Regions from separate parts of the Homo sapiens genome. Here regions 2, 3, 4 and 5 are each linked to region 1. Evidence: read pairs that join two places in POLR2A ChIA-PET (ENCODE). Cell type or tissue: GM12878. All regions are shown on one strand. Links, peaks and the distances in the headings refer to the core of each region. The heading gives the core; the rest is flanking DNA. Region 1 overlaps LOC100128988 (a long non-coding RNA gene). Region 2 overlaps TOP1 (DNA topoisomerase I). Region 3 overlaps LOC124904903 (translation initiation factor IF-2-like). Region 4 overlaps TOP1 (DNA topoisomerase I). Region 5 overlaps TOP1 (DNA topoisomerase I).

Region 1 (4,460 bases), core at 341-4,340:
CCACCTCAACCGTTTGAACAGCTGGGGCCACAGGCGTGCACTACCACGCCTGGCTAATTTTCCTTCAATTTTTTTTTTTTTGCAGAGACAAGGTTTCACTAGGTTGGCCAGGTTGGTTTTGAACCCCTGGGTTCAAGTGATCCTCCTGTCTCAGGCTTCTGAAGTGCTGGGATTATAGGCATGAGCCACCATGCCCAGCCTAGCAATATATTCTGAAGATCACTCTACTACAGTATACAAAGATAGCTCTCATTCCATTTTATGGCTTCATAGTATTCCACTGTGTAAATATATCATAATTTATTCACATAATCCCCTGTTGATGGATGTTTGGGTAGTTTCTAGCCCCTTGTTATTACAATGAGTGCTGTAACAAAGAGGCTTGTGTCAGACATTTGCCAGAGTATTTTTGGGATTGACTCATGGAAGTTGTATTGCTAAGTAAATGCATCTGTAATACTGGCTTTTGAGATCCTAGCCCAAGAATGCTTTCTTTTTTATTAGTTATTTTTTAAATAGCAAAATCTATCAAAACTCTTTTCACTGTAAATTGACAATTTATAGCTGTATAAATTTGTGAGGTACAAAGTGATGTTATAATGTATGAATACAATGTGGAAGAATTAAGTCAAGCTAGTTAACACATCCACAGCCTCAATAAGAATACTATCTGTGTGAGCTTTTTTCACACTACCTCTCTGTGCCTCAGTTTCTGATCTGCAAAATGGGGATAATAACAGTATTTACCTCAGGGAGTTGTTGGGAAGACTATATGGGCTAGTTGTTTTAAAGTGTTTAGAATAGACTGGGCATGGTGGCTCATGCCTGTAATCCCAGCACTTTGGGAGGCCAAGGTGGGCGGATCACTTGATGTCAGGAGTTCGAGACCAGCCTGGCCAACATAGTGAGACCCCTGTCTCTATTAAAAATGTAAAAATTAGGGCCAGGCATGGTGGCGCATGCCTGTAATCCCAGCACTTTGGGAGGCTGAGGTAGGCAGATTGTCTGAGCTTGGGAGTTCAAGACCACCTTGGGCAACAGGGTGAAACCTTGTCTCTGCTAAAAAAAATACAAAAAATTAGCTGGACATGGTGGCGGGCACCTGTAGTCCTAGCTACTTGGGAGGCTGAGGCAGGAGAATTGCTTGAACCCAGAAGGCGGAGGTTGCAGTGAGCCAAGATCACACCACCGCACTCCAGCCTGGGCGACAGAGGGAGACCCTGTCTCCAAAAAAAAAAGAAAAAAAAAAGAAAAGAAAAATTAGCCAGGCATAGTGGTGGGTGCCTATAATCCCAGCTACTTGGAAGGCTGAGGCAGGAGAATCACTTGAAGCCAGGAGGTGGAGGTTGCAGTGAGCTGAGATGGTGCCACTGCTCTCCAGCCTGTGCAACAGAGTGAGACTCCATCTCAGTAAATAAATAAATAAATAAATAAATAAATAAATAAATAAAGTGCTTAGAATTTTCCTGGTACATGGAAAATGTTCAATAAATGTTAGCTGCTTTTATTTTTATTAGCAAAGGGATAGAAAGTATGGGAATATGTGGACAGGTGGAACAGTAGAGTTAGATGCTGCTATAAGTTTTTAAGAAGGGATTCTGGAGCTCTTCCTACTGCCCCTGCAGGAAAGGGAAGAATCGAAGAACCCAGAAATGAAGTTTGAAGATTAAATGAATAGGACAAGGACTGATAGTTTAATCCTAGCATAGACAGTGGGCCCTAAGGCTCCAAATGCCCCTCTTCCCAATGCTTGAGTGCTGGCTACACACTCTGACCTGTCTAGAGACTTAGATGCACTCTGGAGGAAGAGAGGGAGGAAGCAGTCACTTGACCACATTTAACCTGAACTTATTTACAGTAAATCTCTGCCATTAGGTTGGATGGGCACTTGGGATAGAAATGAAATTCAGTTATACAAAAATAAGTTACTTTATATATTCATTTTACATGAGCTTATGGCCTATGAAATTCAACTCGTTACAATATAATTATTGACTGATAGCCTGAGGCACAAGAGGAGGGTGTGAAAGAATGGAAGGAGTGGGAGGGAATAAAAGAAATATTGGAAGGCAGCTCTTTGTTCACCTTACACATGGGGCTAGAGCTCTGATGTCCAATATGGTAGCCACTAGCTACATGAGTCCGATGACTACCAAATTGGAAAACCTAGCTATAGAAATTTTCAGCATTGCACTGTTCTATTGGACAGTGCTGGGAATGTTGATTGGCCGTGCATAGTGGGTGGCAGAGTGTAAACCCTGGTGCTGGAGGTCCATCCTGATATCCTCATTTTTGGTTCCCAATAAATGGGCTCAAACTGGTCCTCTGAAGGTCCTGGACAGCTGCTCACATCCACACGGCCATCCAAGTCTGTGTCTCAGGCTTCTGCTCCTTCCTCCTTCCTCTAGGGAGTAGCTGCCTGCAGCTCTAGCTCTTTATCCCCTTTCTTACAACCTGCTCCTCCAAAGTCATGCCCAGACTCATGTCCTGGGTCTCCTTCCCAGGCTCTCAGGAGGCTTCAGTCAAGCTGGTCTATTCGTTCTCTGTCATCTGCCTAGACTGAATTAAGGTAGCTGGCAGGCTCCCTGTAGTTGGAGGCAGACAGGGCACCCCCAGTTAGTTCCTCCTTACTCTCTGCTGGCTCATATTTCCTGTTTTTAATAGCTAGGTCCCTGGGCCTATCAAGGGGTGATACAAGGCCTGTCTCTTCCCTCCCCCACCATGCTTACTTTGAAAAGGGGGAAGTGGAACTGCTCAGTGTTCATGAGCTGGGCTAATAGCACCTTCTGTCATGCAGCCCTCCCAGCCCTGAAACCTCCAGCTCTCAGTCCTACTCAGGTTCCCACACCCACCCCACAAAAAGCCTTGTCTGAGGCTTCCTCCAGAATTGCAAGGTCTGGGGAGCTGGGTGCCACAGACCCAGAGGAAGTTTCCCTGCTCTGTTCTGTTTGTTTCTGTAGAGATGATGTGAACACCTCACTGCTATCCAAGTTTCATTCAATGAATATTTGTTGGTCATCTGGGCCTGACCCTGAGATCACCAGGGTCTACAAGGCAGATGAAAGCCCTGCTCCTTAGACATCTGCCCTAGTCGGGGAGACAGACAACAAAGAAGAAAAATGGGATCCTGGTTGAGGAGTTGGTGGGGGGCAGATTCTAATATTGGAGGTTCTTTTGGGTTGGAGGGAGCTGGGCGTGCTAGGCAGGGACAAGATGGAAAGGAGAAAGGAGGTGTATGCCTGACTGTGAGCTCCATTAAGCCAGGGACTGTGCCCTATTTGCCTTCCATTGATTCCTCAGTGATTCCTTCCATTGATTCCATTGATTCCTCCTCAGAGCGGGAGCTCATGAAGCACTGAATGAATGACCGACCAGTGCTGCTGAGATAGGCGCAAAGCTGGGGGCTTCTGAGCTGGACTTGCCTCTGTGGTCCCCATGGCTGCCCTTGTTGCATGGGGCCTGGACCCCAGCCCCAGCCCAGCCAGCTTTGCTGCCACTTGGATTCATTCTCTGCAGTTTCCAAGTCTTTCCCTGAGCTATGGCCTCCAACCTATCCCAGCTCAGGGCCGGTACGTGTCTAGGCAGCTCTATCCAGCTCTTTCCTCACTTGGCAATTTGTGAAGTGGAGACATCAAGTGGTCAGATCCTGGAACGGCAGCAGTCGAGCTGTGGACACAGAGCAAAGGCTCCCGAGCCCTCCTGCCAGGCAGAGCCCTGATGCAGCGATGATTAGTACTGGATCCACACAGAACCTTATCCTGGCTGAGCCCAGATTCCAGCCATAGAACGAACTCTAATCCTGGTCACAGACTGAGACCTCCAACTCCTAATTAGGGGTCTAAGAGGGGTACTCCTAAACAATTCCCCTAATTTTACATTTGTACTGTAATGAACTGATACAACTTTAAAAACTTTTTTTTGGAAGGTTCACATATATTCAGAATTTTCCATTCTAAACATATCCATGCAACCAATGCTCATTGCTGGCAATCCCAGACACCTTCATCTTCATACTTCCTTCTACTCGCTACCTCCCCAAGGGTAACAACTTCTATATATTTGAAATCATACTGTATATTCTTTTCTTTTTTTTGAGACAGGGTCTCATTCTGTCACCTAGGCTGGAGTGCAGTGGTATGATCTTGGCTCACTGCAACCTCTGCCTCCCAGGTTCAAGTGATTCTCGTGCCTGAGTAGCTGGGACTACATGTGTGCGCCACCACGCCCAGCTAATTTTTTGTATTTTTAGTGGAGACAGGGTTTCCATCATGTTGGCCACGCTGTGTATATTCTTTTCGGTGTCTGGCTTCTTCTGCCCAATGTCATGTTGGTGAAATTCATCCACATTGATATGCGTCCTTGTTGATTGGTTATACTTGGTGTGCACAGTCAGCCCCCCGTATCCATGGATTCTGCATCCATGGATTCAACCAGCCACAGATTAAAAACATTTTTAAAAA
Region 2 (4,460 bases), core at 183-4,182, 59 kb before region 1:
ATTGCTTAATTTATGGGCATTTTGGGGGAAAAAAAGTCTAAGAGTAAAAATACTGAATCTAGGTTAACTGCCTCCTTGTTTCAAAGTGAAGAGTAATATAATGAGATAAAACAGCCCGGTTCCACCAGCGAACAAGATGAAATAAAAACCCTGGATCCAAGAGTGGCAGTTAGGAGTTAACATAGGCTTCCTGGAGGATGCAGTTTGAGCCAAGTCTTACTGAAAGCTAAGAGGGAGTTGGCAAGACAAAGGAAGGTGAAAGGGCATTCTTGGTGGATGTGCTACGCTGCAGCAAGAAATGAGTTGCAACAGCCAGCTATTACTATCATTGCTGAAAAATTCATCCTCTCCTGAATGAGCAAAATTAAGTGAGACATACTTCTCCCAGCTAGGAAATGGGAGAGTTGACTGTTTTCAGGAGCATATTAAAAAATAAAATCCCAGAGTTATGTTTATCTCCCTAAAGTCATGTGTCCAAAACAGAGTTTTTTTTTGTTGTTTGTTTAGACAGAGTCTCACTCTACTGTCCAGGCTGGAGTGCAGTGGTGCAATCTCAGCTCCCTGCAACCTCCGCCTCCCAGGTTCAAGAGATTCTCCTGCCTCAGGCTCCCGAGTAGCTGGGATTACAGGTGCATACCATCATGGCCAGCTAATTTTTGTATTTTTGTAGAGATAGGGTTTCAGCATGTTTACCAGGCTGGTCTCGAACTCCTGACCTCAAGTGATATACCTGCCTTGGCCTCCCAAAGTGCTGGGATTACAGGAGTGAGCCACCATGCCTGGTCCTTTTTTTTTCTTTTAAAAAAGTTATAGATATACTCTAACTTCTTGTAACTCTAGAGTCCTAGTTCTCTGCTTAGATAGAAAGGAAACAAAATATACAGGAATAAGAAACTCAGTATCAAATGAATCCAACAAAATTTGATCCAACTGTTAAAAAGTTCCTGAAAGCTGGCCTAAACCCAAAATGACAATGAAGCTGCAGATATGGAAACCAAGTACAAGGTCAACCCCAAGTGGCCAAATCAATGTCACATCAGGCATATATAAGATAAAAAGTTCATTCTCCATAGGGAAAACAGACAAATACACAAATTACATGAGGGGAAGAAATAACCAAGTCTGTAAAATACTTTGATAAACATGTTCAAACATGATGAGCACAAAAGACCATGACCAAACCCTAATGTGATAGAGGCACTGCAGAGCAGCACAGAGGTCCCCTTTAGGGACCTCTGAAGGAAGCTGGAGAAAGCAGACCAGTGCAACAGTGAAAAATATCTTATTCAAAATCCTTGTTCTATCACTCAGTGTATGACCTTGGGTAAAAGTCACTTAACTACTAGATCTATGAGAAGGTAGCATAAATCAGTGGTAAAGAGCTTCAAATCTCTGTCCATCATGTACTAGATACCCATGACCTTAGTAAATTTGCTTATCTTACAGATGAAGAAACTTGGGCTCAGAAAATTTCAGTGATTTTAAAGAATTTTATTTTGAAAGTCAATCAATATTTGTGTGTAGTTGTAACAGAATTCCTGGCTAATCTCCAAGAAATTATAAACATGTTAACAACTGTCAATGCGGTACAACCATTCCTAAACCTTCTCCTTGATTAATTTACATAGAACTGAAGTCAGCCTACTCAATCATTTCATACAACTTAGCTCAGGTTGTATATGTGCATTTGAGGCAGCAACCATACCCATTCACAATGCCCACCGAGCCAACAACTGAGAAATGCTGTCTGATTTTCCTTCCTATACTGAGATCCAGGAAAGAAAAGCACTTATGAAAAAGGAAGTAAACTGTGGCCTACTCTAACAACCCTGGTACCCGGAAGCCTAACGAACTTACAGGTTTTAAGGAAGGCACTGTTAACGCCATAGCATTCCCCATGCAGAAGCACATATGCCTGTTTAGCTGTGGTCAGCAGGTGGCTAACAGTGTTGCCAATCTTATTCTATCTGGTGTCTCTAAACTCAATCCAAGCAAAAACATTTACTCTTTCTTAAGGGAGAAAAGGATAAGTCATCAGCACAGAATACTGACTGTTTTATCAACTATTCCATGATCTTAAAGCTTTTAGGGTAATCAGATCAGGGCAGGAAGAAGAGTCCTTTGCTGCCTTATAAGCAAAGGCAGAGAGCTTTCTGATATAAAGGAGACTCTTTGCCATGTTTTGAGCCAGTCCCCTTTACACTGCCTTTTGATGATAGATTTGAGACTTAGGGCAGCTGTATAATATGATGGGCTCCTCCTTCAAAGATAATCATCAAGTCAAGTGTATGGGGAATGGAGGTGTGGCATAGTTACACAATCAAAACCTACCTTCTCCAAAAAGACACTCACAATATAACTTCTGTCAAAGATAATCTCTGCTCTTCTCTGACATACAAATATACAACTAGCGCATAAGGAAAGTGAACACTAGAACCACTTGAGTGAACACAATGGGTGAATAAATTATTTAAAGAAAATATTTATCACCTCATTATTAAAACTCTTGTACTGGGGCAAACCCTTACATCTTCTACTTCCTCCCTGACTTTCAAACCCATATCACATCCCCAAAAGCAGAAGTTTTAAAAAAATCAACATTCTCTTTAACACTCTATACCCAGTATGTTCTAATACTTTTAAAAGAAGATGGCTTCTGTCTAGGACAGATAACAAGCTGGTCTTGAGTGATAAAAAACTGGCATCCAGGAGTGCAGTAAATATCAGGGGTGTGTGAATCTCCCAGGAACTTAATGCAAAACTAAAGGCAGTGAAAAAGCCTGAAAACTTGTCATCATTAAAAGGGGAATGGTTGAGGAGTAAAAACAAGTATTCCCCAACTGTTAGGGGAGAGGGAAGGGCATATTTCTTTTTACTCCTCAAATTCAGACTATACCAACGTTGGTCCAGTTTCAATCCAGGACACCCTGTCTGTGAGCCATCTTAATGGTGGCTGGTTTCAATTTGTAGCCTACAGAAGAGTCCTTATCACTACTTTACAGCAATTCTCAAGGAGAACATTTCCAAAATTCCAGGGCATAGTTAACAGCCTTTCAAAGTAAGCAGGACAGAGACTGTTTCTGGCTAAAGGCCCAAAGAGCTCTGGAATTCAAAAGGAAAGAAAACTGCTGGGAGGATTCAGCTCTAAAGAAACCCTTAAAAAACTGATGAATGAGGGCTGGGAGCAGTGGCTCATGCCTGTAATCCCAGCACTTTGGGAGGCCAAGGCAGGTGGATCACCTGAGTTCAGGAGTTCAAGACCAGCCTGACCAACACGGTGAAAGCCCATCTCTACTAAAAAATACAAAAATTAGCCGGGCATGGTGATGCACACCTGTAATCCCAGCTACTTGGGAGGCTGAGGCAGGAGAATCACTTGAACCCGGAGGCGGAGGTTGCAGTGAGCCAAGATCGTGCCATTGCACTCCAGCCTAAGCAACAAGAGTGAAACTCTGCCTCAACATAAAACAAAACAAAAGAATGAGAGAAGAGACTAGTAACATTTCCAATTTTTAAAGTCCACATGACCATTTATTCTCCCTAAATGTGTATTGCATATAAACAAGAATTTTTGTCATGGACCTGTTCATCATTGAAACTATGGGATTCCCCTGTTAGGGACCTCAACTTGAAAGCTAACAAAACAAACAAAAAAAAAATCTCTAGCTAAGAAGATGGCAGACAAGTATAAATAGTTCTTCTGTCCTTAAGGAAGTTGGGATTCACAATATTCATTTGTTCAAGTATTTACTGAGTGCCACTTAAGTGTTGAAATACAACTCAGCCCCAAAACTGAGTCCCTGCCCTCATCAAGTTTCATAATAAGCATAATACCCACCTGACCGCGCCATCCCAACAGTAGCAGCTGCTGACTGAGTAACTTTGAAAAGGGAGAGGGAAAGGGTCCCCCTAACTGCCCAAGTTTCACTGGACTTGCCTCCATGAAGTTCCAGAATCAGCCTCTAATGTTACCGTTGGAAAAGACCCTCATAAGAAGTTACAAAGACCAAGTTCAAGACAGGGTCAAACTGAATTAAATGAAAGTTGCCAATTATTTTGCAAAGTGTGGTCTTTCTTTTCAATATTCAAAACTTGGGGAAATACCATCGGAAACTTAGAAGTGCACTGCATTAAAAGACTCAGAGTTGCTCAAAGACCCAATTTTGTTATCACCTCTGCAACACAACTTCAAATTTCTAAAACCTGTCACTACAATTTCCAAAGTGCCCAAGTGTTCAGAAGAAATGCCACAAACTGACTTAAAAACACTTCAAGAATTAGGTTCTTAAACATCAGCAGCTGTGTGAGATTAGTGGTCAGCTATTATCCTTAAAGGCTTTGCCATGGAAAAGACACACAAGAAGGAGGCTATTCGTCTACTTTACGCCTCAAACTGACACACACACAAAAGGGTTAAATGATCAGAGAATGTTTTCTCTTCCAGGCCACTTCCGCATTTA
Region 3 (4,460 bases), core at 130-4,129, 140 kb before region 1:
CTCTTCCTCTGCACTCAGTGCTAGGCCAGATCCCAAGGCGACCTGACCTTTCCCCTGGCTTTGCCCAACAACACAGGCACCGGTGACTCCAAACCTGCATCTCCCCTACGTTCCAGGCCCCAGCATCCCACTGCATGTTCCACATCCCCCCCCCTTAGACAGCTCGCCTTCCCTCCCCAAACGATTCCTTCCACAGTCTTCACTTTCTCAGAACGCGGCGCTAAACTTCTCTAAGTTGGAAGGTCAAAAACCTTGCAGCTAACTTTGATTCCTCCCTTTGCCTCACCTCCAATCCATCAAGACCTTGTCACTCAGCCCACAAGCTGAAGGCCCCATCTCCTGTCACCCAGACTACTCACCTTGTTTGGTTTTGCCTGGATCTATCAGTTTGGTTTTGCCTGGATTTATCATGCTTTAAATCTTTAAAATGAAATTAAATCATGATCCCCTACATCCAGGCTAAAACCCTCCGTGAATTCCCATTGCACCTAAAATCCACACTCCCTGCTTGGCCTAGCAGGTTCTATATGACCTGCCCATCTCACCAGTTTCATCTCTCACAAGTGATCCTTCACTCTCCATTCTCCAGCCACAAGGCCTTTTTCTGGTTATGGAATATAATTCATACTCTTTGTCTTTCTGAAGCCATTCTTGAAACTCACCCCTGCAATCTATCTACCCTTGTCAGCACCGCCAAAATTGAGGACACCCACGGTCGCGGTGGAGCCTGTCTGACATGTTGAGCCAGGCAGTGGGTCGGCTGCCAGGCACAGCAGGACAACTTACTGCATTTCAGAGGTGAGAAGCCCAACAGAGCTTCCAGCTGATGCCAGAGAAAGAGCCAGGCTTCCTGGGAATTGTGAGATAGTAGGACTAGACTAGAGTTTGTAAGAGCGTGTGCTCAGGCAACCCACTCAGCTGGATAGTGACCTGGGGCTGCTGCTTCTGACTTTGTCTTGCTGTAGTGGAAACTTGTGTGTTAACGTTGATTTCCTCAAGTGCGTCCCCTAAGAAGCTCAGAATTCAGCATGACATTGAGACCCTTTGTCCTAGCCAGCCTCTGTGGAGTAAGGAGCGGTGGGGTAGCTGAGATGGACTGCCACCTAGTGGCAGGTCTTTACGTGGGCGGGACGGAGCTAGCGTAGACCCTGTGCTGAAGGTGTGCACCTGTGGTCACACCTGATCCTCATAATTATCTTCTAATCAGGAATGATGGTCCACAATTTACTGATGAGGAAACAGAGATTCAGAGAAGTTCTACAATTTGCCCCAAAGCCACATAACATGACTAGGTGGGAACTAGAACCCAAGTCGGCCTGACTCCATGAGTTTTCTGCCTCACAGGAGATCCACTGGCTTAGGTAAGTCCTGGTGGTCAGTAGTCAGTGGGCATGGAGGCTATCTGGTTAATCAGCATGGGTGAGGGGAGGCATGCTCACCGCTGGCCTTGGGCACAGGGAATCCAGCAGAACGTGAGTGCTCACAGAGTGTGGCTTGAACTGGCTTAGGCTTGAAGTTCTGTGGACCCTGCTCTTCTCTGTGTTGGGCATTGACAACATGAGGAGCACAAGAGAGACACAGCGCCAGCTCTCTGGGAGTTCAGACATTAAATAAACACTCTGTTACATAAAGACAATTATGATGAGGGCTAGAAGGAAAAACATTGGGTCGAGATCTCTTCAGACCTCAGCAGAGGTCTAAAGGAAGTGAGTCGATGGCGAGGTGAATTATTAAAGGTGGGTTGGAGAAAAGTACATTCCAAGTAGAGGTAACAGCATGTACAAAGGCCCTGAGGCCAGGAAGAGGTTGTTGAATTTAGGGTTACAAAGCTAGAGTTTCCTGACTGAGGAGGGGACAGGGAGTGATGAGACCAGGAAGGCAGACGGGGGCTGAATGGGGCCCCTCTCTGGCTGTCTGATCCTGTTTTGTACAGGAGGCACCCTCTTAAGTGCTGCAGCCCTCATTGAGCTTACTGTGCTGACTCCGGCAGCCTGTGGGCTCTGATGCACTTTTTACATCCGTTTCTCCATTTTTTTGGGAGCTTCCTAACATGCAGGGTAAGGCTTCCTTGCTTTTACTTTTGCCTCTGGGTCTGGACCTCTAGGGGCTCAAGAAATCCCTGCCAACAAGAGCTTGAGTTTTCAGCCCGTTGCCAGGCCTGTAATCAGGGAACAGGACCCATTTCCTCCTGGGACTTCTGGGCCAGCATCCCAGGCCTCAGGTGCCTCCTTCCACCAAAGGAGGTGCAGGAAAAACAGGGCATGCAGAGGGTGTGGTCTGTGTGGGCTTCCCCCAGCTCAGCATATATATGGGTGCGTGGGTGTGAATGGCAATACGTGCAGCTGCGCTGTCTGGGAGGAGCAGCCCAGCACCCACACAAGCACACGCCTGTGACGTCACCCATGCTAGCCCTGCTCAGGCCTATTTCTGTGAACATGCATGCTTCAGCATGCCCTGGCCTACACTGTACCTGTGCCCATGCCCAGAGTCTGGGGAGAGTCCCAGCCCAACTGCCCCTCGGGACCTGTGGGTTTGGCCTCACAGCTGTTTATTAAATGACCACTTAGAACAGTGGTTGACATATAGTAAACACTATGGAACTGCTTTATCCACATTGTCTCATTTCTTCCTCATTACAGCCCTATAAGTGCTCTTATTATCCCCATTTTCCAGATGAAAAAACTGAGGCACAGAGCTAAAAGGCAGGATTCAAACCCAGGTAGTCTGGCCCCAGAGTCAGTGCTGTTTTGCTTCCCATGTATGTATGAACACTTTATTGTATATCCTCTCTCCTTTGTAAAATACCCCTACCTGATATGTTTTCTCTCTTTTTTTTTTTTTTTTTTTGAGACAGAGTTTCTCTCTCGTCGCCCAGGCTGGCGTGCAATGGCACAATCTTGGCTCACTGCAATCTCCGCCTCCCGAGTTCAAGCAGTCCTGCCTCAGCCTCCTGAGTCTCTTTTGATTTGGTGCTGTCACAGGTTGGGTTCTTTGGATGTGGACTCTGTGACAGGTTAGTGTGCAGTATGTTTATTGGGGAGTGGCCCTGGGATCAACACTCTGGGAGGTACTGGAAAGAAACAGGAGTGGGCACAGGGAAAACTAAACTGAGATGCAGGCCTGATGACAGTCTCAGCCAACTCCCAGGATCTCTGTTGTCTGGCACTAGCCTGGAAAGGAGTTGTAATGTCCTGGGAAGAGCCTAGCCTGGGCCAGATGGCACTCTGCAGCCAAGATGATCTTCGAGGGGCTGACAGCTGAAGATTTTCTGCTGACAGCTCTCCCAATAGTTGGGTCAACAAGTCCTTCTTTGAAGGGGATCTGGGTGGCACGTTGCTATGTCTACCACAAGTGTATTCTTTTTCAGCCCTTTAAAAATGTTTTGAGTACTTAAAAATAGAGAATAAAATATAGAAATAGGAGATGAGATTATAAGGAGGAGGACGATAATATGGTTTATGGGTTAATGTAGCTGATGTGATTGAGAATTAAACATGGCTGAGCTTCCTGATAGCCAAAACAATAACACTTTCTATTCTGTTAACTGGTTCTTTGGAGTAAAAAAAATTTCTGGGGTTAAATTATAAAAGAAGTTTCTCACCTGGATACTTATTTAGTTGAAATAGTGGAGAATGTTCTCAACTGGTTAATAGCAAATGCTGATGCCGTTTTCATTTGTTCCTTGTAATGGCCTTGAGTGAATATCGAGGGCATAATATACAAGTATAGCTCAGTGAAGCCCTTTTCACATTAGAAGGGTGCAGATTTATAGTCTTGCAGTGTCTAATTTGATCCATGTGTAAAACATTGTCCTTTTTCTTTAAACCATTTTTTTTTTTTTTTTTTTTTACTCTTGTCGTCCTGGCTGAAGTGCAGTGGCGCAATCTCGGTTCACTGCAACCTCTGCCTCCCGGGTTCAAGCAAGTCTCCTGCCTCAGCCTCCTGAGTAGCTGGGATTACAGGCGCGTGCCACCATGCCCAGCTAATTGTTTGTATTTTTAGTAGAGACGGGGGTTTCATCATGATGGCCAGGTTGGTCTCGAACTCCTGACCTCAGGGGATCCACCCACTGCAGCCTCCCAAAGTGCAGGGATTACAGGCGTGAGCCACTGCACCTGGCCTAAACCATTCTTTAATTTTTACTCAGTTTCTCGTGTTAGACATCTGAACAGCCCCTCCTCTGGGTTTGTGAGCCAGCCTGCACCTCAGCACACAGCCAGTACTACTTGCTAAGAACTAACCTCAGTGCACCTTGAACTCCACCCACAACCTGCTGTTTAGGCTCCTGACCCCTGGCCCCCAAATCTATCTGTGGCTCCAACTTAGTCATCAGGCCTCACACTTCTTAGGTCATGTCCACCTGCTTTCCTCCTCACCTGGGTTGTGTTATCTGTCCCTCAAGAGCCTCGTGTTCTCTCTCAAGGCAAAATCACACCTGGCTCGGCTGCTCCCAGGGACTG
Region 4 (4,460 bases), core at 225-4,224, 77 kb before region 1:
ACTTCAGGAGGCCGAGGCGGGCAGATCACCTGAGGTCAGGAGTTCGAGACCAGCCTGGGCAACACAGTGAAACCCCATTTCTACTAAAAATACAAAAATTAGCTGGGCGTGGTGGCACATGCCTGTAATCCCAGCTACTGGGGAGGCTGAGGCAGGAGAATCACTTGAACCAGGGAGACAGAGGCTGCAGTGAGCCGAGATCACGCCACTGCACTCCAGCCTGGCGATAGACTGAGGCTCCATCTCAAAAAAAAAAAAATTTAAAAAAAGGAAAGAAAAAAATAACTTACACTATTTTTAAAGTGATGACAGCAAAACCTTTGGTCTATGATTCTTGTTGGAGCTAAGCAGACCACAGAAAAGGGTGACCAGAGTTTCTCTAAGGCACTTATATAGAAGAGTGGGAGAAACGGTGGAAGTAGGGAGCCAGTAGGGAACAATGTCTCCCTTCTGGCGAAGCACTGTTTCTTTAGGAAAAAAGACCACCGCTACCACAACAAAATACTGATATTCTGGAAAGCTAGAATGTTGGCTATGGGAAACCATTTAAATCTGTCCTCTATCCCCCATAAAAGTATTTAACAGATACTTGAGTAGCACCCAGTGCCAAGCACTCATCTAAGCACATTTGATATCGGTAACAAAACTCAGGTAACTACTGGTATCTTCATTTCACAGATGTGGAAACTGAAGCACAGACAAGTTAAGTAACTCACCCAAGGAACTACCTCTAAAGAGAGAAACAGGATTTAAACTCAGGCAGTCTGGCTCCAGGGTCATGCACTTGACTACTCTGTTACTTCCCAAACAAAGCAAAAAAGCACTGTTAAAGGTAGAAGGAGCCTCCACATATTCTGAGAAAAGGACTTAGCCACTAACAGCCCAGCTACCTGTCTACTCCTCAAGGCAGCAGACCTCTGCAGGTCACATGAAGTTGGATCATGGGGATTCCTGTGAGACAGCACAGAGAGCTTCAAAGTCTTGGTTTAGGAGGGAAACTCATGACCCTTTCAAGGATAGTAGACAGTTAAATCTTAAATGATATTTGTTAAATTAAATATTTAAGTAACTTCAAAAGTTGCCTCTGGGAAAAGAGCGCAGCTTCTGAAATGAGCCAGTTTCCAAAAGGCACTAAGAAACAAGGGTTCCTTAATGTCCATCATCATTACACACTACAATGCCGATTATATATCTCTAAACAAAATCACAAGGACTCCGGCGTTTTATATTATAGAAGTATCAAAACTTCAAGGTAAATGTAATTTCCTAGAAATTATTTAATCCTTTGTTTTCAGGCCAGAGAGGATAAAAGGATGTGCCCAAAGATGGCAAAACCGATACCCATTCTAACTCCCATTCCTCCCTTAAGTTCTTTGTCTCTATTAATAGCGTGAACAGCCACCCAGTTATCCAAGACAGGAACCCTTTTTCTTAGACCCTTCATGTCATTTGTAGCTAAGTCTTATATCCACTTTGCTCAAGTATTTCCAGTGGCTTCTTGCTCAGCTCAGAATCGAGTCCCAACATTTCCCCCCGATTTTTAGTTAGTGTAAGTAACAAGTTCCAACTTTTTGAAATGGCATTTAATAGTTTTGCCTCAAGCCACTTTTTTGGGTCTCATTTTCTACTATTCCACCCTGTGTAACCCACCTAACTAGATTCCTCCCAGAACAAAGCATATACTACAATGCCTCTATGTTTTGCTTATGTTTTTCTTTCTAACCATTACTTTCCGTTAGCAAAATTTTAACCATCTTTGAATGGCTAGCTCAAATGCTGTCTCCACCATGAAATCTTAAAAACAATGATTATGGCGTACTATGATAGGGATAAATATAATATTGAAAATATCAGGGCTCCAAATTGAATGCTATCAATAACTACTGAATTAGATTCAACTACCAAACTCAAGAGCTCCAATTTATCTGCATGATATTATACTAGGCTTTGCGGTAATTATCATCATCACCATCATTATCTCAATTATTTAGTATGTTACAGTTCCCAAAGAGCTGTCATGTGCATAAACAAACTTGAAAGATTGATAAAGCAGGTACTGTTATCAACCCTTGACCAAAACAGAAAATGAGACCCAGAGAAGTTAAGCACCTTGGATCACGACACGTAGCTTATAAATGACAGAACCCAGCCTCTTAACTTTTATCTTAGTGTGCTATTCAATATATCATACTGACTCCCATGTGAATGGTGGTGGTACTGAGTTTCCTCATTTCCAAACTGTTCAATCTTCTCTGCCTACCCATGTTAGTTGTCCATTTCCCACAGACAGGATGATATAGTGATGTGTAGACAAAGGGAGGGCTTTGGCAAACCACTCACAAGGAAAGCAGCAAACATATCTTTTAAATTTTATTAATTTCAGAAAAATCTCCCCTAATCTGAGAACTAGATGCGTAATTCAAGTGCATATTCCTAAAATCCTACATTCTCTCAATTACAATTCAGGTAGGATTTGGAACTAAAAGGAAAGCAGAAGCCAAAAGCATCCTTATTCTCAGATGTTTCTCACACTGACAGTACAGAATAGCACTGCCAATATGGCTGGAAAAGTACTTCCCTTGCTATTTTACAGCAGTTTTCTGTCTTCCCTTGCTTTCCACAAATTTGTCACTCCAGTGTGAATGCCAGGTTTAAAATTGGCAAGAGATGCACAGAGTCGAAAACTAGGAGGAATTTCATTTCACACGATTCTCTTATTTTCTAAAATCAAGCCCCCCTCCCAAATTGCTTTTAATAATATTCTGTTTATACAAGAGATCTACTATTAAAGATAAACAATGGATAAGAATGTAACCCTTTAAGAAAGGTAGCTCGTGAGATCCTACAAGCTACGTAATTCCTTGGCATCTAGAAGAGTATTCCTTTTGAGATTATTTATGTATTTTTTAAAAGAGGGCCGGCCATGGTGGCTCATGCCTGTAACCCCAACACTATGGGATGCCAATGTGGGAGCCCAGAAGTTCCAGACCACCCTGGGCAACATAGCAAGACCGCCATCTCTATTAAAAACAAAAAAGTTAATTAACCAAGCATGGTGGTGCATGCCTATTGTCCCAGCTATTCAAGAGGCTGAGGTGGGAGGACCCCTTGGGCCCAGGGAGGCTGCAGTGAGCTATAATCACACCACCGCGCCCAAGCTTAGCAGTCAATGAGACCCTGACTCCAAAAAAAAAGAAAAAGGATCTGAGGAGCAAAATATTAACGCTAACAGAAAGAAGCAGTGTCAAGAGATAAGTGATGACTGATGAAATTATCTTCTAACTTTGGTGTGAGCTGTTCTTGTCATGTTACAGGCCAGACAAGAGAAAGACAGAGATGAAGTTTTCATAGGTTCAGAATTTGATGACATTAATACTTTCAGTGCCAAAGATTTCAGGGATTTGGGGACAAAGAGAGATAAAGGCAGTGCCTGAGGTGATCTGACATTTTTAAACCTGAGCTGCCTACCATATGCATACAAGTAAGGGGTGCTTGTATTTAAACAGACAGTTTAGCTACAAAACTAACTCTTTTTACACAGGGAGGTATTTTTCACTGGAAGGAATAATGTAGTGGGGACTCAGGATCCTTGGTCTCACATCCTCTTCTTTCTGCTACCACATCACTGTGGGACTTAGAGCATGTGACCTCAGACTCCTGTCCACACAAAGAGAAGACAAGATGAAATGATTCTTAATACCTACTCCCTTGTTTTGCACCTTGCATGAGGACAATAAAGAGGAAACCAAATGGCATCTTCTGGGATGTGGATCCATAGCCCCATTTTGTTTCTGCACATAATGGCTACTCTCCCACTCCAAGTCTGCAGTATTGCTACTGCACAGGACAGTAAATGCCTCCTGGGCTTGGGTCCTAAGTATAGCCTGATGACAAATGATTGGTGCTAATATCTAGCAGAGAAGGAAGGGACACAGAAACACATCTGAAACACTTGTTTTCTCCTAACAAATGGCCACAAAATTAGCTACAATTGATTAGCAAGGATTGGAATAAATGAAAGCATTTTGGAACAGAACATGCTAAATACTAATTATTCTGGGGTTCAGATGTGATTAAATAATCCCCCAGATTTCTTTAATCTGCTACAGAAGAAATCGAAGAAACCCTAAACTATTTAAAAAGATCAGAGGTACTTTAAAAGGATCACAGTGTATATAAAATTTTACTGGAGGCCGGGTGTGGTGGCTCAAGCCTGTAATCCCAGCACCTTGGGAGGCTGAGGCAGGAGGATCACAAGGCCAGGAGTTCGAGACCAGCCTGGCCAATATGGTGAAACCTCGTCTCTACCAAAAATACAAAAATTAGCTCGGCGTGGTGGCAGGCGCCTGTAAGTCCCAGCTACTCGGGAGGCTGAGGCAGGAGAATCGCTTGAACCCAGGAGGCAGAGGTTGCAGTGAGCCGAGATCACACCACTGCACTCCAGCCTGGGTGACAAAGTG
Region 5 (4,460 bases), core at 264-4,263, 100 kb before region 1:
ATTTCTCTTTGCAACAGCAGACACGGGGCAGTCCTGCAGCGACAAACTTTCCTGTGCGCAACTGGAGTTGAGGTTTTCTGTTTGGCCTAATCTGATAACCCCCACCTACCTGCCATCACATGAGAGCCAATAGCAAAGATATACAAGTACTCTTGTTGGACAGAAACCCTACATAATATAGTAAATGAAGACAAAAAATACGCAAGTTTAAATACAACAAAATCCATACAACTCAAATTTTACATCAGGAAATGTTTTGCAAAATGATAATTTATTACTTAGTACTTGATTGTTTTGCAAGGTACTAGGATATTAACACATGGGCTACAGTACCTTTCTCCAGTCTTTAAAGAAATTTTTCCTAAATATTTCCTTGGTAGTATATTCATGGTCGAGCATTTTTGCAAAGAACGTAGCTACTTCCTCTGCTTTGGGGCTCAGCTTCATGACTTTACCTAGAGAAAAAAGTGGTTCCAAAAAGTGAGGTATAGTATTCATGTTCTAAGCATAAATACCCAGGGCTAGCGAATTCTCTTTAATAATGGTTTGCCTTCTCATGGTATATAAAGGTCTGGTGACACATAGTAGCAACAACAACAAAGACAACATACTGATTTATATCTACTTGTACAAATTCTCCTTCTCTTTAGCATATATTTACCTGGGTCATTCTCTGGAGACTATGCCAGTTAATTGTTCCCAGGTGCCTGCTCAGGACAGGGATGACCTGGGGGAGGCCCAGTCACTCTTCCTTTTCCTTTCAGCAAGCAGGGTCCTTTACACCTCTTCAATGGTTTTTAAAAATCAAATCCTCAGAGGGACTCCTGCCACTGCTAAGCTAAGCAGCCTCTGTTCAAGAAGGGGAGGAAGGGATAGGGCAGGGAGTGGAAGAAAGGAATTGTGGGGAAAAGAAATAGGCATCTTTCTTCTTCAAAGTTAGGTGGGTGGAATATGAATAAAAAAATATATATCCATACTAGGCAAGCCCAGATTTCCCATATGAAAAGCCTAATAAGACCTTCTTCTAGAACTTTGCTATTCAACAAGTGGTTCACAGACCAGCAGCATTGGCATCATGTGGGAGTTTAGAAATGCAGAATCCCAGGCCCCCTCCTAGACCTACTGAATCCTATACAGAAATTGCATTTTTAACAAGACTTGGATGCACACTAGAGTTTGCGACACACTGCTCTGGAACATGGGTACCATGATGCTGCCTCTTTCAGGGAACCAGGATGCATCCACAGCACAAGGGATGACTGGGGTTCCTGGTGTATCCAATTGTTTATGTAAAAGCTGTCTAAAGGGGCTGGGAGCAGTGGCTCATGCCTGTAATCCCAGCACTTTGGGAGGCTGAGGCAGGCAGATCACTTGAGGTCAGGAGTTCCAGATCAGCCTGGCCAACATGGCGAAAACCCATCTCTACTAAAAATATAAAAAATTAGCCGGGCGTGGTGGTGGGAGCCTGTAACTCCAGCTACTCAGGAGGCTGAGGCATGAGAATCGCTTGAACCCAGGAGGCAGGGGTTGCAGTGAGCCAAGATCACGCCACTGCACTTCAGCCTGGGCAACAGACTGAGACTGTCTCAAATAAACAAAAAGCTGTCTAAAGGGACTCAGATGTTTTCACAATGAAAGCTGCTAACTGGTAAAGAAAATCTGAATAGGGCCTATGGGTTTTATATACCTGATTTAGTTAATAAAGCAATGAAAGAAAAGTACTTGGGAATTTAATCCACTTTTCAAACAAATGCTTTTGACAGTACTCTTAGTGCCAATTTCCATTCTTTCTTAAAAATCCAACTTTACAACATCACCTCGAACCAATCCATGCTATACTAAGAGCATTTGGCTATACTTAAAATGAGGTTAACTATAATTCCACCACCTTACTATTACACAGGTATTAATAATTCACCAAGGCTGCCCACATTCTTTATAGAAAACTAAAATTTAACCAGAAATCCATTTATTTCAAAACTCAGAAGACATCTTATCTCATAATGATATGCAATCTGACTTTGCAGGGGTGTAGAGAACTGTAGCACAATATTGAAACAGTTATAATAGAAAGAACCCACTTTGGACGCCATTAACTTAAAAGGCCAACAGGTGGCGCAGCTGCCCCCATCAACCCCCAAGCTTCTGCTTTGGAAGAAAGACACTTCGGGGAAGATAGGCTGTGTATTAAAAGATTCCCTGAACTTCTTTAGAAAACTGTAACATGTTTCCAATATAAAGGAAAACATTAAGTCATTAGGAATAAAATAAATGAAATAAAATGGCAAGAAAAAAATGTAAACTGTTAACACCATTTAAAAAAAAATGTGGCTGAGCATGGTGGTTCACATCTGTAATCCCAGCACTTTAGGAGGCGGTGCAAGGATCACTTCAGGTCAGGAGTTCCAGACCAGCTTGACCAACATGGTAAAACCCTGTCTCTATTAAAAATACAAAACTTAGGTGTGGTGGCACGTGCCTGTTAATTTCAGCTACTTGGGAGGCTGAGGCATGAGAATCGTTTGAACCTTGGAGGTGGAGGCTGCAGTGAGCCAAGATTGTGCCACTGCACTCCAGCCTGGGTGACAGAGTGTGACTCTGTCTCAAATAAATAAATATAAAAATAAATTTAAAAAAAATGAGATTTTGGGCTGTTTTACTGAATTCTGTCCTAATAGAGGGAGAAGCAACTGTGACTCCTCCTATTTTAGATGAGCTGTCAAAAGATGAAATGATGGCTCCCTGCATCAGAGTAGTGGGAGGATGACTGGAAGGTTCCTGGCAATGTTAACACTTTGTGGAAAAGGCTGAGCTCCAGGAAAAGGAAACTGCTGAATCAAAGCTGTAAACTGAAGGTCCTCAGAGAAGGCAGTAATTCACTGCTTCAGCTAGCCCATGCCCCACCTCCCTGGCAAGTTCTAAAGGAGTCTAAGAATTCTCCTCCCCAGAGAGTAGGCAGCACTTACTGTATCAGTTTGAAGTAAAGTCAAATATGACTTCTTGACTTACTGCAGAGTAAGAGTTCACACAATCAAAGAGAAGAAATCCCAGCAGAGGACCAGCTGAGAAAATGCTGGAGCCCTAAAGCAGGATCCTGTAAAGGAGGACTGGGCAAGAATGGGAGGAAAGGACTATGGCAACCTGTGAACTAGACCAGGCCTCTGCTTCCTATCTTGAAAAGGAAGAGAAACCACAGGACTAGGGAATCTAGCTTTCCCTCCCATCACTTTGAACCTCAAAGTGAGGCTTTACCAGCTGAGCATCCTAAAGCTCTTGGTAAGTCCAGACCAGGCCTACGGAATACCTACGCTTTGAGATGGTGCTCTTCAAGGTTCTAGGCCCTTTCTCTTAATTAGGAGTTTTGGCTTTGAGTTATAGTTAAGAGTCTCCAGGAATGACCAGCGTGAGGGCTGAAAGAACTGTCTTAGGCTCTCTGGTCAACAGGTCAAAATGTTTACATAACATAAGCATTTGCCTCTGAGATTATGGAGTCCTGTTAGGCTGCAAACTCCCCAAGATCAGGGTCTAAGTCAGTAGTACTATCCACTGCTGGGTCTTGGTGTCTGACCACAAATACATTCAATAAATATGTTTTATTTATTTATTTATTATTTTATTTTTTGAGACAGGGTCTCACTCTGTCACACAGGCTGGAGGGGAGTGGCACGATCTAGGCTCACTGCAATCTCTGCCTCCTGGACTCAAGCAATCCTCCCACCTTAGCCTCCCGAGTAGCTGGGACTACAGGCGTGCACCACCACACTTGGCTAATAAATATGGCATTTTAAAAAACAAATTTCAGCTTGCCAAGTTTGGCACTTTCTTCAGTTGCAGACCCAGCCCTTTAGTGTAAACTACTACCTAGGCCTACAAGCATTGGTGGACCTAAGGCCACTACTGGTGGGAAGAGAGATGCACCAGAATGCCTGAGTGTTCACCACTGATGCTTTTCAGCAGTTATCCTGCCCAGTGTTTCTCAAAGTTTGGTCAGCAGACCACTTGGTTCAGAAGTACTCAATCCCACCCCAGAACTTTTTCTTTTCAGTGCGGGCGGTGGGATGGGTGAGAAGAAAACAGTGGGGGGCTGAGGGTGGGAAAAATGGTGGAGAAATGGGGTGGTGAAATAACAGTGGCCAAAAGACGGTGGTAAGACAAGTGGAGGTGGAAGAGGAATGCTGGGGAAAGGAGAAGGGGGACTGTCAGGAAAGGGGACAGAAGAGGGAAGGATGGTTGGGAAAGGGGAAAGAAGAAGAGGGACGGTGGGGAAAGGGAAAAGAAGCCCACCCCACAACTGTTAAATGGGCTCAGATCCACTTTGGTGAGTCATAAGCACATAAGGGTATGAGGAACAATGCTCTAACCATTTCTGGATAAAACTCATGGAATGAAGAAAATCAGTTATTACCATCTACATACTGCTACACTGCCAACAGGAGGCATGTCAAAGGCTACCCTCAAAT

What was found. Peaks named below come from ENCODE experiments on the same cell type or tissue, not always from the same donor. Only the 100,000 strongest peaks of a DNase experiment are listed, where the experiment ranks them.
Region 2: POLR2A ChIA-PET joins it to region 1 with 11 read pairs; 14 of 35 experiments call an interaction of 5 or more read pairs at or near these places.
Region 3: POLR2A ChIA-PET joins it to region 1 with 14 read pairs; 10 of 35 experiments call an interaction of 5 or more read pairs at or near these places.
Region 4: POLR2A ChIA-PET joins it to region 1 with 12 read pairs; 15 of 35 experiments call an interaction of 5 or more read pairs at or near these places.
Region 5: POLR2A ChIA-PET joins it to region 1 with 24 read pairs; 21 of 35 experiments call an interaction of 5 or more read pairs at or near these places.

What each region holds. Positions count from the first base shown.
Region 1 is chr20:40,989,884-40,994,343 of GRCh38, reverse strand. The region is part of intron 1 of LOC100128988 (a long non-coding RNA gene); the gene reads right to left. Among named protein-coding and RNA genes, the nearest start is that of TOP1, 37 kb to the left of the region's middle. RefSeq lists enhancers at 3,200-3,249, 3,270-3,429, 3,490-3,579. In GM12878, for the core only: a CTCF peak has its summit at 3,629; DNase peaks (open chromatin) are centred at 2,743 and 3,624; H3K4me3 peaks cover 686 bases; H3K27ac peaks cover 2,049 bases.
Region 2 is chr20:41,049,034-41,053,493 of GRCh38, reverse strand. The region is part of intron 2 of TOP1 (DNA topoisomerase I); the gene reads right to left. Among named protein-coding and RNA genes, the nearest start is that of TOP1, 22 kb to the right of the region's middle. RefSeq lists a silencer at 71-365. In GM12878, for the core only: no CTCF peak of the experiment used is centred there; no DNase peak of the experiment used is centred there; H3K4me3 peaks cover 767 bases; H3K27ac peaks cover 2,574 bases.
Region 3 is chr20:41,132,040-41,136,499 of GRCh38, reverse strand. LOC124904903 (translation initiation factor IF-2-like) reads left to right here. Exons shown (of 2, transcript XM_047440629.1): 1 at 1-798; 2 at 1,208-2,657. PLCG1-AS1 (PLCG1 antisense RNA 1) reads left to right here. Exons shown (of 7, transcript NR_109889.1): 2 at 689-798; 3 at 1,208-1,361; 4 at 2,855-3,013. Among named protein-coding and RNA genes, the nearest start is that of PLCG1, 3.3 kb to the left of the region's middle. RefSeq lists enhancers at 1-442, 2,203-2,252, 2,323-2,502 and a silencer at 4,366-4,415. In GM12878, for the core only: a CTCF peak has its summit at 1,106 (motif pointing left); a DNase peak (open chromatin) is centred at 2,389; H3K27ac peaks cover 1,199 bases.
Region 4 is chr20:41,067,150-41,071,609 of GRCh38, reverse strand. All of the region lies in intron 3 of TOP1 (DNA topoisomerase I), which reads right to left. Among named protein-coding and RNA genes, the nearest start is that of TOP1, 41 kb to the right of the region's middle. In GM12878, for the core only: no CTCF peak of the experiment used is centred there; no DNase peak of the experiment used is centred there.
Region 5 is chr20:41,093,215-41,097,674 of GRCh38, reverse strand. TOP1 (DNA topoisomerase I) reads right to left here. Exons shown (of 21, transcript NM_003286.4): 10 at 334-455. Among named protein-coding and RNA genes, the nearest start is that of PLCG1, 42 kb to the left of the region's middle. In GM12878, for the core only: a CTCF peak has its summit at 2,103 (motif pointing right); no DNase peak of the experiment used is centred there; H3K27ac peaks cover 195 bases.